Linked DNA regions of Mus musculus: region 1 is linked to region 2. A link is a loop called in an ENCODE intact Hi-C map of the cell type or tissue named here. Cell type or tissue: left cerebral cortex. All regions are shown on one strand. Links, peaks and the distances in the headings refer to the core of each region. The heading gives the core; the rest is flanking DNA.

The links. Peaks named below come from ENCODE experiments on the same cell type or tissue, not always from the same donor. Only the 100,000 strongest peaks of a DNase experiment are listed, where the experiment ranks them.
Region 1: it touches region 2 in a loop (6-fold over the local background); 3 of 42 quality-filtered maps call a loop at or near these places.

The regions. Positions count from the first base shown.
Region 1 is chr3:82,382,179-82,390,513 of GRCm38, reverse strand. Map9 (microtubule-associated protein 9) reads right to left here. Exons shown (of 14, transcript NM_001081230.1): 11 at 7,145-7,306; 12 at 6,853-6,998; 13 at 6,537-6,669. Among named protein-coding and RNA genes, the nearest start is that of Map9, 28 kb to the right of the region's middle. In left cerebral cortex, for the core only: a CTCF peak has its summit at 4,991 (motif pointing right); DNase peaks (open chromatin) are centred at 3,807, 5,602 and 7,900; H3K27ac peaks cover 597 bases.
Region 2 is chr3:83,050,793-83,059,127 of GRCm38, reverse strand. Plrg1 (pleiotropic regulator 1) reads right to left here and starts at 3,590. Exons shown (of 15, transcript NM_016784.3): 1 at 3,474-3,590; 2 at 2,251-2,357; 3 at 330-472. The coding sequence starts at 3,482. In left cerebral cortex, for the core only: CTCF peaks have their summits at 3,648 and 5,210 (motif pointing right); DNase peaks (open chromatin) are centred at 3,259, 3,686, 5,161 and 6,292; H3K4me3 peaks cover 1,858 bases; H3K27ac peaks cover 479 bases.

The DNA of each region.
Region 1 (8,335 bases), core at 207-8,206, 670 kb after region 2:
AGAAGGATTTTAGCAGTGACAAGAAGTAATGTTTTCAGCATGGGGATACACACACAATCCCAGCTCTTGGGAGTCTGAGAGAGGAGTCTCGTTAAGTTGGAGGCCAGCTCTGTCTACACAGCAAGACTGTGCCTCAGAAACCAAAATAGAAAACCTGTGACTGTGCAGGTTTATAACAAACATCGTGACTTTGAAGTTAGTGGTGACCTTTGGGTAACACACTTCCGGAAGGAGACCGGAAAGAGCCATGTCTGATGTGCCACAGCAGCGCAGGACATCCCAGATGCCGAAAGATCTAGTCTCACATTTTATTGAGCTTGTGCACATTACAATTTCTTGCCCTTGCTGTGAGTCTTTTGTTCAACTATTTGATTTATCTAACTGCATAGATACCAGTGCTTTTAATTTTTAGTAGTTTCGGTATTTTCAAATGATATAAATACTGTCCTTGTGAGTTCTGTTTGTTAATTTGAGTGTTAGGTTTTACAGAATGTTATTAAGACAGAAGTCAGCCTCAGAAAGCAGTGGAGCATATTAAGAACACGTGAGCAGCCTCTGAGCAGGACCAGCTCTGAGGCCCTGTGTCAGCTCCCTCAGGTCCCACAGAATATTTCCCTCCCCCAACCTTCCCACTGTTTACCTATGTTTAGTTTCACTGATCAACCTTTTATTCTCGTAAGCAGCTGTGGGCACTGACCTGCCTGCCAGCATCCACACTGAATCTTAGATTAGGATACCTTGATGCTTTTCAATTTGATAGCATGGCTTTATTCCTTGATGACCCTGAGCAATTAAAGGTTTAGAAAGCGTGTCAGACCCAGGAGACACTGAGTTTCATTTTATTTTGGTTTTGGCAGTAGCATGGAATTTTCTATGAACTGCACTAATCCTTTGGACATTTTTTTTCCTGCTTTAAAACAAAGCCTGGAAGTCTAAATCTCAAAGGCATTAACCAACAGCAAGTCTCCTGCCACCACTAATGTGCGCCACTCCTCACACATCACGTCCTCGTGTGTGATAGGCTCCGAGGTCTCGGTGGAGCTTCTACTCTTCTGGCACTGTGACACCTGGACGTTTGTTCCTTCACTCAAATGTCAAGCAGTTACCTTACACTTGGGGTCATGCTCAGAGTGCTTATCAATGCAAACACTGAGACACACAGGCTTTCTGTTGCTCAGAAAAGTTTCAAAATGGACAGGTGAGAAACAAGTAAATTGATAACATATAACCCAAAATTGTGTGAGTTTTTATGAAACAGAGGACAGAGGAGCAATGTGTGTCCACAGAAACGTGGATTAAAGTACAGGCGCACCCGCCTGAGCTGATACACATTGGAAGGCCACAGCATGTGGGGACTCACTGGGGGAAGAGTTTGCAAGCAGAGAGGTGTCAAGAGTCATAGTTCAGAAAATCTGGGAAAAAGCTGGTGATGTCAGAGGAAACAAAAAGGAAGCCTTTGGGACCAAGGCATGGGGGACAGGAGAGTCATGCCACATGGGAATAATGGGACATAAGTCATGGTACTATCCAGAGTTCAGGTGGCAAAGGACTGTAAGGACATATGCCAGAGAGTATTGGGAGGACACTGAGGGAGGAGCACGTATGTGTGTATGTGTGTGTGTGTGTGTGTGTGTGTGTGTGTGTGTGTGTGTGTGTGTATGTGTGTGTGTGTGTGTGTGTGTGTGTGTGTGTGTGTGTGTGTGTGTGTGTTTATGTGAGCATGCTACCATCTCAGGGGGAGTGAACCAAGTGTTACAGCACTAGGTGGCTTGGCCAATCCAAGAACTTTTCTACTTTGGTTTTGGTTTTGGTTTTGCAGGTGACAGGGACAAAGCAAGGGAGGAGGGGGCTGGGCAGTGTGAGGAATCCCAGAAGTGTCCACCAGCTTTCTAGAGCATTAGAAAAGTAAAGACAAGCAGAATACGAGGAACCAGAGCTGGCAGGAGCTGCTGAGTAGAGACTTCATTATTTCATTTTTATTTCTGATTAAGTTCCAGGACACATGAGGCAGATGATTTAGAGAGAGAAAGAATGCAGCTTCGCAGAGGGGAGAGGTAGAATATTTCTGTTTTATTGGTTGAAGAAGAAGATTAGTGGCTGTTGTAGACTATTTGATCACATTGTGAAACCCAAGATTGTATTATTTACTGAAAAAAACTATTTCTAGTTGTGGTGTGGCTCAGCCCTTGGCACAAATGTTTTGTCCCTCGGCTGGAATAGAAAAGCCCTGAGAGTACACACCTTTAATTCCAAACAATGAAGGTGAAGTTAGTTTATAGAAAAATGCACCCATGTTTGAAACTGATATCTAATTGAGTGCCATTCAAATTAATAAATCAGAGAAAGATACAACAGAATAGGATATGCCTAATTCACATGAGAAGAGAGAGGAACAAGAGAGGCTACTTAAGAAAGCTGTGTAGATTAGTATAGCGAGATATAAGGTACAATATGTAAAACATATGAAACTGAAGAAGAACGAAGACCAAAGTGTGGACACTTTGCTCATTCTTAGAATTGGAAACAATCACCCATGGAAGGAGTTACAGAGACAAAGTTTGGAGCTGAGACAAAAGGATGGTCCATCTAGAGACTGCCATATCCAGGGATCCATCCCATAATTAGCCTCCAAGTGATGACACCATTGCATACACTAGCAAGCCTTTGTTCCAAGGACGGTGATATAGCTGTCCCTTGTGAGACTAGGCCGAGGCCTAGCAAACACAGAAGTGGATGCTCACAGTCAGCTATTGGATGGATCACAGGGCCCCCAATGGAGGAGCTAGAGAAAGTATCCAAGGAGCTAAAGAGATCTGCAACCCTATCGGAGGAACAACATTATGAACTAACCAGTATCCCAGAGCTCTTGACTCTAGCTGCATATGTATCAAAAGATGACCTAGTCGGCCATCACTGGAAAGAGAGGCCCATTGGTCAGGCAAACATTATATGCCCCAGTACAGGGGAATGCCAGGGCAAAAAATGGGAATGGTTGGGTAGGGGAGTGGGGGGGGGGGGCTTTTGGGATAGCATTGGAAATGTAATTGAAGAAAATACGTAATAAAAAAAAAGAAAAAAAAAAAAAAGAAAGCAGTGTAGAGAGAGGAGAGAGGAAAGGAGGCAGTTTTACTGGAACAGTTGTTCATAGACAGGTTGCAGGAGAGAATAAGCTAGACACAGGTGAAGACAGAATGAGCCAGAGGATAAGAAGGAGCCAGAGTTAGTTTAAGGCCAAGCAGCACAATTCAGGAGAAGGTAAGTACAACCAGTCAGCTTGGAGAGGAGTTTGAGACAGAACAGCTAAGTTGAACCAGCCAGCCAGAGCTCAGAAAGAACGAGAAAGGGTGAGCTTATCAGTAGTAAGTGTCAGAGGCTGAAACCAATATAGGCCTAGGTAAGACAGTACGGAGGCTAGAAGCTTTCAGGACTAGGCCTAGGTTAGCAGATGCAGGCAGTGAGCAATGACAACAGGAGACTAGAAGGCACTTTTAGTAGTGGCATTTCCTCTTATCACTGAACTGCTATCTTTCATGTTTCCACATTATTATAGCAGGTAAATTTGAGTCCCTTCTCATTTATACTTATTTGGAAGAAAACTCTATCTAGGCGTTAATACAAAATCTACACATTCATCTAGACACATTTTACTTGGTGTTTGAACAACTCTTGCTCTTCCATCCTAAAACTTAGATCTCCTCTGTTTCTGATTCTCGGCTAAGACCAAACATGCAGTTCTTTTTTCTGGCTTCCTTCTATGACTCAGAAAAGCAGTGGTTCCCATGAGGCCCGGAGGCAGCCCCGCCTCTGCCGGCTGGCGGCTTGGGGAAGACACTAGAGTGGATGCTGGCTGTCTGCATCTCCCATCAGTACAGACGAAGATGGAGATGTATCATGAGAACAATGTGGCAGGGTAAGAGCTCCATCGGAAGTCAAGATCTGTCAGTCAAGAAAAGTGAGGCGAGGTCTCAACATTCACAGCCTTGCTCCTGAGGATGTCTGCATGCTTGATATTCCTACTGAAGCAAAGAGGAACCATTCAGAACCTTCCAAAGAAAAGGCTGTCTTTACATCACCTGATGCAGCTCTGCTTCTTTTTCTGCAATCTAGCTTCCAAGAGGGAACCTGAAACAAGTTTGACCTAAGAAGTAGGATGCCGAGAATCCATAGGTAATTCTTACCCTCACTATCAGGTAATGGGATACAACAATGTTAGAGTAGGTAAAAGAGTTAGGAGAGGTTTCCTATTAGTTGTGTGCGTCTGGGTTCTTTCCTCGTCTTTACAGTTTCCTCTGCCAGCATAAAGTTTTAAAACAAATGGGTAAGCTGGAGAGTGGGCCAGCAGTGTGCTGTGCGTTCCTGCTCTGGGGTGCATTCCTGGGTGAAGTTTCACTGCAAGGTGCGATATGCGAGCAGCTCTTAAGGCTTTGAGGATGTTTTGTTTTCCCAAGTAATGGTGAGAACGAACGCGTCAATCCTGCAATCTAATAATGGTTCAATAGTCAAGTGTGCTCAGGAATGGGAATATTACTCCAGTTTCAAGGATATTTGGAAATAAAATGGAAACTTCAAACTTTGAAATTTAATTACCCAAGTGATATCATCAGTAACACAAATTATCTGATATGGGAAGTAGTCTAATATTTAAAAAACAAAAAAACAAACGAATCTCAAGCATTAGCTTTAAAAGATCACAAAATACCAACCACTTCATTCAAACATCACACTTTTTCATGTTTTATTTTTAAAGATGGGGCCTACTAGCTAATACTGACCATCTAATTTGTTATTTCCCTGCGTGGAATTGTCATGAAGCAGTACAAGAGTCCCCACACACTGGCAGATGATGCCTGCTTTCCAGTCAAGACTGCTGACTTAGAATGGACACCTTTCCATCACCAGTCTAAGGTTTCTATCCGAGAGCTTTGCGCTGAGTCTCCTGAAGACTTGGCCTGGGTTGGTCATGCATGATTATCCATTTTACTCCTAAATGCTTTATCATGTCTTCTGCTTTTAAGGAATAAAGTTGGTCTTGTGAGCTGTAGGGGGTGCTAATCCTAAAAAGTGTATGAAAAAGAAAGACTCCCCGGAAGAAACACTGTGACGTGGGGTTGTATCACCCAGATGCACGATACATGAAGCCCAGCAACGGAACGGCTAGCACTAGAAAAGTTCCACATCTACTGAGACAGTGGAGCACAAGGTCAAGAAACAGAGCCCCCAGGGCAGGGAGAGACGCTGAGCTCTTGCACCACAAAGACAAGATGCGTCAATTAGTAAAACACATGTCCTGGGAAAATGAAGTAGGAATCAAATTTCCTGTCATGCAAAAAAGAACTTGAGGGCAGACAGGGGAAATGGGAAGATAGATCAGAGCTACAAAAGAATGAGAGAGACTGGGGAGCTGCAAATTACGGGAAGCTCTTTTCACCTAGGTTTGAGAATCAAAGGTCAAAAGAGAAGACTGACAAATCTAAAACAACACTGGAATGGGCATGGCCTCAGACACTGATGAGCCAAGCTGAGAAAGCAAGAGGAGAGTGGGTGGAAAACCTGCAGCTTCTGTCAGAGACTCTGAGTATATTTCCCTACTATACAGAGGCTGCTAGAATCAGTAAGAAAAAGGCAATTCCAATAGAAAAATTGTGTGTGTCTATAATGCGACAATTTACAGAATATACATTCCTAATACATCTTTATAGCTGAAAACAAGCATGCTCAAGTTCAGTCTGAGATATGCAAGTCAAAACAGAACAAAACAAACCCTAACCTGATGCTTTCAGAGAGCAGATGGCTGAATTCAGTTAAGTCAGCTATGAAGAGAAAAAAACCAAAGCCCTGTTAGATGGATTATGGAAAAAATTTTATGTGATTTAGTCATAGGAATGCCATCTACTTGCACAAAGTATAATATTCATGGGTATTATTACTTAAAATTAAGAAAATGAGTCTTTGTTTTAAAATAAAGTAACTAAATGTAACTTGTTAACATATGTAAATTAAAACCAAGTATTTATTACTCACACATGAAGGGCAGCTGGATATTGTACCTTCCAACCTCACAGTTGATCCCTTTCTTTAAACAATGCCTACATGAAACCCCCTTCCCTAGATCATCAGTGAGATCGAAAGAGTATGAGAAATAGACTAGGTTCCTCACCACCATTAACTTCAGTGCTATTGCATGCAGGGGCTGACCACATCTACAAGACTCTCCCCTCCCCTCCGTGCATTTGTCTCTTTCTATGAGGTCAGAGGCATGAGGCACAGAAGCAAGAATAGGCATGATGGGAAGGGACTGAGGCAGGGATGCAGGCCTAGAGCATCCCAACTGCTACAAGCTCAGATGCTTGTGTCAAGCTCAGAATCAAGGTCAGACATGAGAGGCCACGGGGGAATCTGATCTCAGAGGAGGAAAGGCTGAGCACAACAAGGTGCACTCCAGGTGGACGAGGACTGGGAATGAGAAGCAGAAAAGGAAGAAAAAGTCAGTTAAAGTTAAAATTAAAGGGTCAAGTTCATCTGCACGGAACACATACCAGCCACTTTTCGTATTCACTGATGGCTTGCTTGTCTTTGTCTTTCTTCTCGGCTCTCTTCAGCTCTTCCTTTCTTCTCTCATTTATTTTCTCCTTCTCCTTTTGCTTGAGGAGAGCTTCCTTTCTCTCACTCCTGTGTGGGAGAACATGAAACACTGGGAGGTTAAAGAAGAGTATATGCCGGCGATGGCCTCCTGTAGCTTTGAAAGCCATGAGGTTGAGAGGCCGGAGGAGACCTGTAAGCAGTAACTAATTTCTTAGGGAAGCCTCAAGCATTACCATGAAATACCGAACTGCGCATCGTGGGGGGAGTTACCATTTTTCAAAAGCAGTTAAACTGTCTTTCTTTTTCTCAGCAACCGCTTCCTCTTCTTTCTGTTTCTTTGCTCTTTCATATTCTTTCTCCCTCCTGGTCTTCTCTTTGAGGTATTCTAGCTTTTTCTCTTTCCATTTTTCAAATGCCTAAAAAAGTTCAGAGTGACTCTTTTACTTGCCATGGCTTTTTCTGAGATCAGCCTAAGTACAAAAAATCCTGCATTCAAGCCCAGCACTGAAGGGCACCGAGAGCAGAGTCATGCCCCCCCACCCCCACCCCCGGGGGCACTCACTTGCAGGGCCTCGCCTTTCCTCATGGCATTTTCTTCTTCTGTTTTCTTCTTGTTCTTTTCCTCCAGCCTCTTTTTTGCAGCTATTCTCTTTGCTTCCTTCTCTTTCATTGCCTTCCAGGCCTCAAATGATGCCAGGGCTTCCTCTCTCTTAGCAGCTTTTTTCTATGTTGATTAAAAACACAAAACCAAAAAACAAGAAAAGCATTCAATGATGTGTCTACACAGAGGTCGAAGCCTATACATAAATTCAGAAGTATGTATTTGCCTTTAAATGTCTCAACAGTTACCATACAAGGAAGCGACAAAGCAGTTAACTTAGTGAGAATAATTTGAACAAGCTGATCTACAAAAATCGTTCCTCCAATTATTCCCTGCTTTTTGCAATGTCAAAGCACTTGTCCCGTTGCCCTACTTAGAATTCATGAGAACGAAGCATCTTTTGACCTTGGGAGGATGCTAATAAATGTTTTCCAAATAAACTACGCCAGGCTAACTGGTCCTATAAAATGTTTAGTAACAATATCATGAAAGTTAAGAGATTATAAACTACGGTAAGTTGCCCAAGGCATACTGGGTGTGATGCTTGGCTTGATCCCTGTTTTGGTGCTAGGCAGAACTGTCCTATAACGTGAACATATACCAAATGTTAACTAAGGGAACAGCACTAAAACATGCAGGGGCTGTACCAGAGCTGCTGTGATTCAAACATAATGAATTTACTCTCTAAGCCTCATTAAGGCCTCGAATGCGGTTCAACCTTAGAAGACCTAGATTGCATCACAGAGGTGACCTAATTCAGCAGCAAAAGAGCCCAAGGGCACACTCAGCACTCAGAGGCGCAGCCCCTGGAGGCTGCTGCACAAAGAACTGCCTGGCCCCATGCTGCTCAGTGGAGGAACGCGTCCCTGTGCGCCTATGTTAGTGTGGATCAGTACAGTGAAGCGGGAGAGAAGAGCAGGGGCTCTCAGGTGAGAGGAACAGAGCCGAATCACAGTGGGGGCAGGACAAAAATCTCCGGCGTGAGGGGAATGCGGGTCAGAGGTCATAACAGGAATTGGAAAAACAGAACAGGAAAACTGAAAGGCAGTGTGTAGCATCCAACTTCTTGGCTAAACTCTGATCAAAGTCAATTTCTGTGACTGAATCTGCTGGTCACACAAATCCTAAGTTCACAATCAGCCCTGCTGCTTA
Region 2 (8,335 bases), core at 140-8,139:
AATAGTTTCACATGGAATAGCAGAGTCTTTGTAACTATAATTTCATCTTTTCAAGATAAAGAACTCACAGATGGTCTCCCCACAGGCTAGGAATCAACTTGAGTTTTCCCTGTAGACACCACTGTAATCTTGCCTACCTCCTAAGAGAATCATAATCATACATTCTGTTTTCTAGAAAAAGTCCTCACCTAAGCATCTTCATTACTACTCTGACGAGCTCATCAAAACGGCCACCATCACAGCAACAACTAAGCAGTGCCCCCAGGGAAGCTCTAAGGAGACATTTTCTCCTATTTTAAAAATTCACTTGTAAACCCGATGGTTTTCACCTTGGTTGGCGGGATACTGCTTATGAGGATATGAGTCTGTTGCGTTCTGAGGTCCCTTCTCCTTAAGGTTCTCTTTTGAAGTAGGCATATGCAGCACAGGACCATACTCATTGCGAAGCTTGATTGCCATTTTCCGCTTGTGACTATGTAAAGATCATAAAGATGAAATGCACCCGTAAGTACTGGAAACACACTCACCAGTGAAAAGAGTCAGCTAACCAGAGAAGCACAGAAGCAGACACGGTACTCCATGTCACAGATGCAGGAGGTTTCTCAAGCTACATAGTATTTTAACAACTACAACATTCTAAAATGCATTTCCATACCATATACGTTTACTTTATCTCACAATCTATCATACAGTATTCATTCAAAGCAAAGTAAGACCTTAGTTTGCAGCCCAATAAACACAAAACCTTTTTGGATGAGACCTCAAGGGTCCAAGTGAATTAAAGACATACACAAACTAATATAGCTTAAACTTTAAATGTCTGAATATAGTTAAATTGTATAGATATCTTTACTAGTAGTCTAAAAAGTTAGACCCAATGAAAGCACTAAATTAGCTCAGCATTTTATTTATATTTTTAAATTTATTTTTACTTTTTGGTTTTTCGAGATAGGGTTTCTCTGTATAGCCCTGGCTGTCCCGGAACTCAACTCTGTAGACTAGGCTGGCCTCGAACTCAGAAATCCGCCTGCCTCTGCCTCTCAAGTGCTGGGATTAAAGGCGTGGGCCACCACCGCCTGGCTAGCTCAGCATTTTAAAGAGAAATGTACTTATATTACTTAAAAAGATAATCTACCTTATAAATTAAATATGAATGCAAATGAGGGAAATTAAGTAGATTATTAAAAAAAAGCAAAGGGCAAAGAAAGGCACTGCACATAACACAATTCCCAGACTAGGGCTGGCGAGAAGCAAAAATATGCCACTCAAAACTCTTCACTACACCACGGAGCAAAGATGGGAGTAGTACTGGCCAAGTACAATTTCAGCAGAACAAGAGTCTGAGACCAGAAGCCGGGCAGTGGTGGCGCACACCTTTAATCCCAGCACTTGGGAGGCAGAGGCAGGCGGATTTCTGAGTTCGAGGCCAGCCTGGTCTACAGAGTGAGTTCCAGGACAGCCAAGGATGCACAGAGAAACCCTGTCTCGAAAAACAAAACAAAACAAAACAAAACAAAGAGTCTGAGAGCAGAAGCTAAAATCACACACAAACTGATTCACTACAAACAAGATGACATAGCAGGGATGCCCCTAATTACTGGGTACTGGTTACTTTTCTATTGCTATGGCAAACACCATTCTGGAGGCAATTTAGAAAATAAAGTATTTAACTAGGGGGTCATGGCTCAAGAGGATAGAGTCCTTGGCCATAAGAGTAGGGAGCATGAGAGCAGGCAGGCAAGCACAGTGCTGGAGCAGCAGCCGAGAGCTTACATCTGATTGGCAAGCATGATGTGTGGGGTGGGGGTGGGGGGCTGGACAAGAGGGAGGGAGTAGACAAGCAATAAGGGAGCTAACTGGGAATAGTGTAGGCTTTTGAAATCTCACAGCTTCTCCCCAAGGCCACACCTCCTCTAACAAGGCCACACCTCCTAATACTTCCAAAACAGCTCCACCAACTAGAGACCAAGCAAGCATTTAAACGCATGAGCCTATGGAGGCCATTCTCTTTCAAATCATCACACTGGGTGCCTGTAAACTATAGTTAGGTAATGATGTTTTTACTGCAGAAGACAAGACAATAGAAAAATGAGTTACCATTACTTATATTACACTAGAAAGCCACTTGCTATTGCCCAAGCGTCCTGTGAGTATGCACTTTTAAGACCTTTCAAAGTCCCCTCCTCCCCTCTCTCTGCACCCTTCTGTTAATATTAAATACTTTAGCAACTGAAAAGGAATAAAGCTTACCTCTCTTCATCCAAAGGCACGGGTTTTCCATTATCAGCCACAAACATGTCATGGGTCCTCTTCAATGACCTGAACACCAGTGTGTGTACAGAATGCTTCTGTACCTCCTGTAAAGAGACAGCCAAAAATCACACATCTAACAAGAGACCCATACACCCTAATCGACATGAGAGTCATTATGCAATTTCCACGCTAAATATGGAGAAGGATATACACTCCTCAATAACTGTAACAAACTACAGCAATCAACAACGAAGATGAGAAAGCTCCTGTCTGGCCAGAGCTCTTAGAAAAGTAACTGAGTAATGCCTACAATGTGTTCAGTAGATATTTACCGAGCTAGTACTGTATGCGGCATGCAGTGTACTCAAGAGGCAACAGACAAAAATAAGCAAAATAATTCCACATTTTTGGAGGGTTCTATGAAAATAGGCAATGGGATGAGTTGGTGGGGGGAGAATTGGTAGATATAATCAAGAAAGGTTTCTCTCAGGTGATAAGCAGAGAGGGAGACAGCCTTACACGGAATAGAGGTACAAGCAGTGAAAGTGTGGGAAATCCCACTGCAAAGGTGTCCAGATAACTCAGAACCGCAGCAGTTGTGAATGCTGCGGAAGTGTGGGTTTCCAGGGTCGGTGAGGTTTAGACCTCTGCCACCACCAACATTTTTACTCTATAACACTGGAACAGAAAGCAGCACTGAACTACACTCCTGCAATGTGTTCGTTAATCCTAAGCACTTAGACCAGCTGGAAGTTATTGAATGAGTCCGGGCAAAAGATGTTAGGCTAGACTCGGAGGACTGCAGTGGACCTGGAACGCAGTGGGTGGGAGTAAGAAACGTTTGGGATACGCAAGAACAAACAAACAAACAAAATCAAGAACCGCACGCCTCTACTGCGGTAGAGATGAAATAACAGTGGAACTGACAAGACAGCACGGACTAGCATCCCAGCCACGGTGGGAACATCAGAAGCCCCGCCTCCCAGGAGACGGCCAGGTACCTACGACAACACACGGACTGCAGGATTCCCTCAGGCTTCCCGCCGACTGAAGCTCGGACTTGGGATGTCATCGGCCTTCCTCCCACCCCGACGTGCCGAGACCACCAGCTTTGACTACAGTTCCTTTCCCCAGATTCCCACCACTTTCATCCTACACTTCCGTGGGCAAAGCAAAGCTCCAGGGACAAACGACTCCCAAGTACCCAAGCATCACTTTACCTCCACCATGTCGCCGCCGTTTAGTCTACCCCTCCAGCAGCGAAGGAACTCAAATAATCGCCGCAGAAAACGCCGCCACTATTCGGCAGCTCTTTCCGGAGATTGGGGCCCGTCGCCGGACGTGACGCTAACCGCACATGCGTATTGGCAACCCGCCGCGCAGGGGTCGAGGGGCGGAGTCTAGCGGTGGAGGGCGGAAGCTAGGCGGAGTTGCGCGGAGCCTCTTGGAGGAGAGCGGGACTTCGGCAGCCGCTGGGCGGGACTGGGGCGGGGTTTGGGCGGGGACGAACGATGTCTCCAGGCAGAAGGGCGGGTCTCGGCGGAGCTGGGCGGAGTCTCCTGCCTGAGGGCGGAGATTTCAGCCGGAGCTAAGGGAGCGCGCCAGCCTTAACGTTTAGGGGCGGTACCTGCTTCCAGAAGCTTGGTGCTCCTTACTTGGAGGTTTTAAGCAAGCAACTTTTTCGTTTCTTTTCTTTTTTTCGAGACAGGGTTTCTCTATGTAGCCCTGGCTGTCCTGGAACTCACTCTGTAGACCAGGCTGGCCTCGAACTCAGAAATCCTCCTGCTTCTGCCTCCCAAGTGCAGAGATTAAAGGCGTGCGCCGCCACCACTGTCCAGCTTAAACAAGCAATTAAAAAAAAAAAAAAAAAAAGGTTGAGAACTTAAGTTGGTTTTATTTTATTTGGCTTGACGCTAAAGTGTTGAGGTTTTGTGATTTACCCAGGTTAAAAATAAATCTGTGGCTTATATGATCGATCGTTTTCAAATGTTTTCTGTATTGATGTAGTTGCTATTTGCGATCTTAAGGCGTTTTCACAGATTGTGCGTCTTCCTGAACTGTGGTTAAGTTCACGGATACCGTCCTCAGAATACTGCGAATACTTTGAGAAGGATGAAACGTAGCGCCGATACAGCAATGCTCTCGCTCGATTTATATTTTAATTCATTAAAAACATGAAGGTCGTGTTTTTAACCTGAAAATGGACATTTCTAGTCTTTTTAGTTTTGAGCCTTAACGTCAGCGCCATCTTTGTAGCCCGCAAGTAGTCATTTCTAAATGTGAATGTGAGTTTAGCCAAAGGATCTTATTTTCTGTAAAAGTGGCTAATGTTTGTGCACGTTGCAAGGAAATAGTAATAGCCATAGAAAAGAACATTTTAAATCACAAAACACTAAGGAAATGTAAGAAAGACCTTAATGTATCTATGTTAATATAACTACTAGACAACTCTCATTAAACTTGTGAGATACCTTAGTCATCCTGAACACAGCTTATGCAAGGCTCATAAGGGCAGTCTACTGAGGTAAACCACACTAGGTTTTACTCTTCTTACAGCTCTTGAATTAAGCCACCCGTGTGAAAATTTCCTTCTTAAATGAATAGCTTGGGTGATCCTATTATCTAGTCATGAGACCCATAAATCACACATATCATACACAGATCTCCTGTTCATATAGGAACCTGGGTTTTTCTGTTTGCTATGGCCTCCCTCCTATTTTCTTGTATTTGAAGGGATCCAGGATCTTTGGCTGGTTAGGAGTCCCAGTTCAGAGGTGTTGGCGCACGCCTTTAATCCCAGTACTGAGGAGGCAGAGGCAGTCGGATCTCTGAGTTCCAGGATAGCCAGGGCCAGAACTACACAGAGAATAAAACCAAAACAAACGAAAAGAATAAGATGTACGTGTCTTTAAAAGTAAGCAAAAACCTGCTCTGGCTAACCTTGCGAGCTGCCTTTTCTGGACAGTAGAGGTCACTATGGCTCTTCATAAGTGTGCAGAGGACACTTTCTTTAAGCAAACATGACAAATTATTTACGAATATAAATATGAATGCTGCGTTTGTATGTGTGAAAACAATCGTGCAGATTTTAAGGAAAGCCGTTTTTTCATTAACAAAGCTGTTTTTTTTTCATTCAGTAATACAAATCCTTTCAATCTCCTTCAATTAGTGTACCTTGCCTGTTGAGCAATGATCAGTGAGGTAGAATGTGGCCTGGTACAACTGGGACAAGCAGAAGGCCTGACAGGTTTAACTGAAGAGTCGAAAGTCTAAGCAGAGACTGCAGTAGCTGAGTCTTCCCTCTGCAATGCTGCTGTGAATGAGAAACCAAGTCAGTGGATCTGATTCTCCGCTTACTTCCTTTACAGATTCCAATCTGCTTAAGAGACTCTGATAGGACTAGCAGGAGGTAGGGCTAGCATACCCACTCTTGGTCACCTGTCGCGTCCAGCATACTGACAGGACCACTGTAGAACCAGTCCTGAACTCCAAAGACATCCCTAAAGCTTGTGGTGGTTGGTCTCAACAGAAGCAGAGAAGCAGCCTTTTCTTGCTATCGCTCCTATGATCCGTATCTGGTCAGATGAGAGAATGTCCTCTTGTCCCTGCCCCCATGGCTCCTTATCAGCTACACACAAGGATCAGCAGAGGGATCAACAAAGGAAGCTGTCAGCAGAGACAGCGACCTCCTACTCTTTCGTTTTTTGTTTTTTGTGGTTTTTGTTTTGTTTTCTGAGACAGGGTTTCTCTGTGTAGCCCTGGCTGTCCTGGAACTCACTCTGTAGACCAGGCTGGCCTCGAACCCAGAAATCTGCCTGCCTCTGCCTCCCAAGTGCTGGGATTAAAGGCATGCTCCACCACCGCCCAGCGACCTCCTACTCTTTATGCCTGCCACAGACCTTCTCCTACCGCCACGCTGTTCTGATGTTTGTGCCAGAAGTTCAGCTTGGCCTTCAACTCTTACTCTTCAGTTGTAGTTAAGAGAAGCATGCTAAAAAGACTAATGACTGTAACGTTTGCAATCGCATGCCCGAGTAAACAAGCAGAGTCACTGATAGGTCTTATCTGTTTATCCATGCATATACTTATAAACTCACTCAACGGATACATTTGAAATACGCCAGGTGCAAGGTGTGCGATGCAAGCACTCATTGCTACTCAGCCCCTAGTTGCAAGTTCAGAAGCCCTTTTCATTTTAATGTCCATTTCCCTCCGAAGGTTGGTACCCAAGTCACGAAGCAAAAGCCTCCTCTCACTCTGTACCGTTCAGCACGGGTTGCTGTGGCTAACTTCTATTTCCTGTCTTTCCCCATAAACTCATGGCCCTCGTCTCCTTTGTTCACCGAACTATCCCGCCTGGCACAAAGGAGGAACTCAAAATGGCTGCCTAGTTCAAATTGCCTTGTGCAGTGTAGTCTAGGCCTCACATGAACTGAAAAACAGTCACAAGAAGTGTCTTGAAAACTTGGGGTGGGGGTGGGTGTGTCGCACGCCTTTGTCTTTGGTGCCAGGAAGCAGTTGGGCAAGATGGGTCATCTGTTTTCTCTGTCACCGATTGACTGCCCTTGACTTACAAAAGAAGATCACCCAGTGTGAGGAACACTGCACTATTGACTTAGCAAACAGCACTCCCTTTGCTCTCCACCAATGACAGCGGAGTGTAAAAGCACTTAAGTATTTCAGTATGTTTCTTCTCCTTGGATGGAATCGTCTGCTTGGGGCCATTAGACAACTCAGAGTGCTGTTTAAATGGCTATAACTCTAGAGATTACAAAACTAAAAGTTACAAGCTATCACCTACATCTGTCACATGGCTATGAACATCCACGTATATCCTATATACCTGGTTGAAAACTATGAATGAAAGAAATGAATAAGCAAAAATGAGGGTGCCTACCAGAGACACTGTAATAACCATAGATGAGCTAGTCCCAAACAGCAGCAACAGCAAACAGAAAGTACACGTAAAATTCTATAGCTCGCACATGCATTCCATTGGGCACCATAGTTTAGTGGGCACAAAACACGGCCTGTTGAGTTGGACTTGCTCAAGTCTGGTACCAGCATTTGCCACCTCTGTGCCTGTAAGTAGTTAACCTCTGATCCTCAGCTCTATCATCTGTACAAAGTAGTTGTTTTAAGAATTAAATAGGCTAAATGAACATTGGCTAGGCACATATCCATGAGGGTCAGTTCACATGTTTAATCCGTGATTAATGATTTGAATGCCTTGTTCCTAAGTGTATTCCCAGCTCCTCCCACATCATCTGTCCTTTTGGAGGCCCACAGGCACTGTGTGGGGAATGACTGTTAAAGCTCAGAATGCCAGTCCAAGCAGCTTGAAGAGGTGGCTGAAGGAACTTGCATGTTGAACAAGATCTGCCTTATGTATGCAGAGACACTAAAAACACACAGACTTACACAATGCACTCTCACTAGGAGATGACCTGTCAGAGACTGGAAATTTAGTAAGACCATACATCTCAAAAAATTATTGAACTTCTTCAACATAGTTCTTTTAACATCAGCAACAGTTTAAATGTCACAGTGATGAAATCCTGCCCAGATCATTAGGAAGAGTTGGTTTTTTAAAAATCAATTATATTTTGAAGGTATATCCTCATATCTTACTTACTTTTACTGTCAGATTATATATTTCTCTAAGGAAAAATAAAGAAACTCTGTGTATGCTATTCACCCTGACAAATGAAGCATAAGTTTGGAAAGAAGTCATTGTTTTCCTGTATCTAAGGTCAGCCTTTGTTTGGACACTCTAGGTTAAAAGGACTTGATGTGAGTTCCAGGACAGCCAGGGCTATGCAGAGAAACCCTGTCTCGAAACAAACAAACAAACAAACAAACAAACAAACAGGATTTGATGTACTGTACTATCAAGAGAAGAAACTCAGTGTGTCTGTTTTACAACATTGTTTAAAATGTTCTCATGATCCAACCTCAGTTTATAAGAATGTTTACTTTCCAGACAAAGGTCAGAAATATTTTTGAGCAAATGCACTTGTTGACTTTGGATCTCCTCTTGATTTGTGTAGGCGGAGGAGAGCTCGATTCTTACTACTGCAGA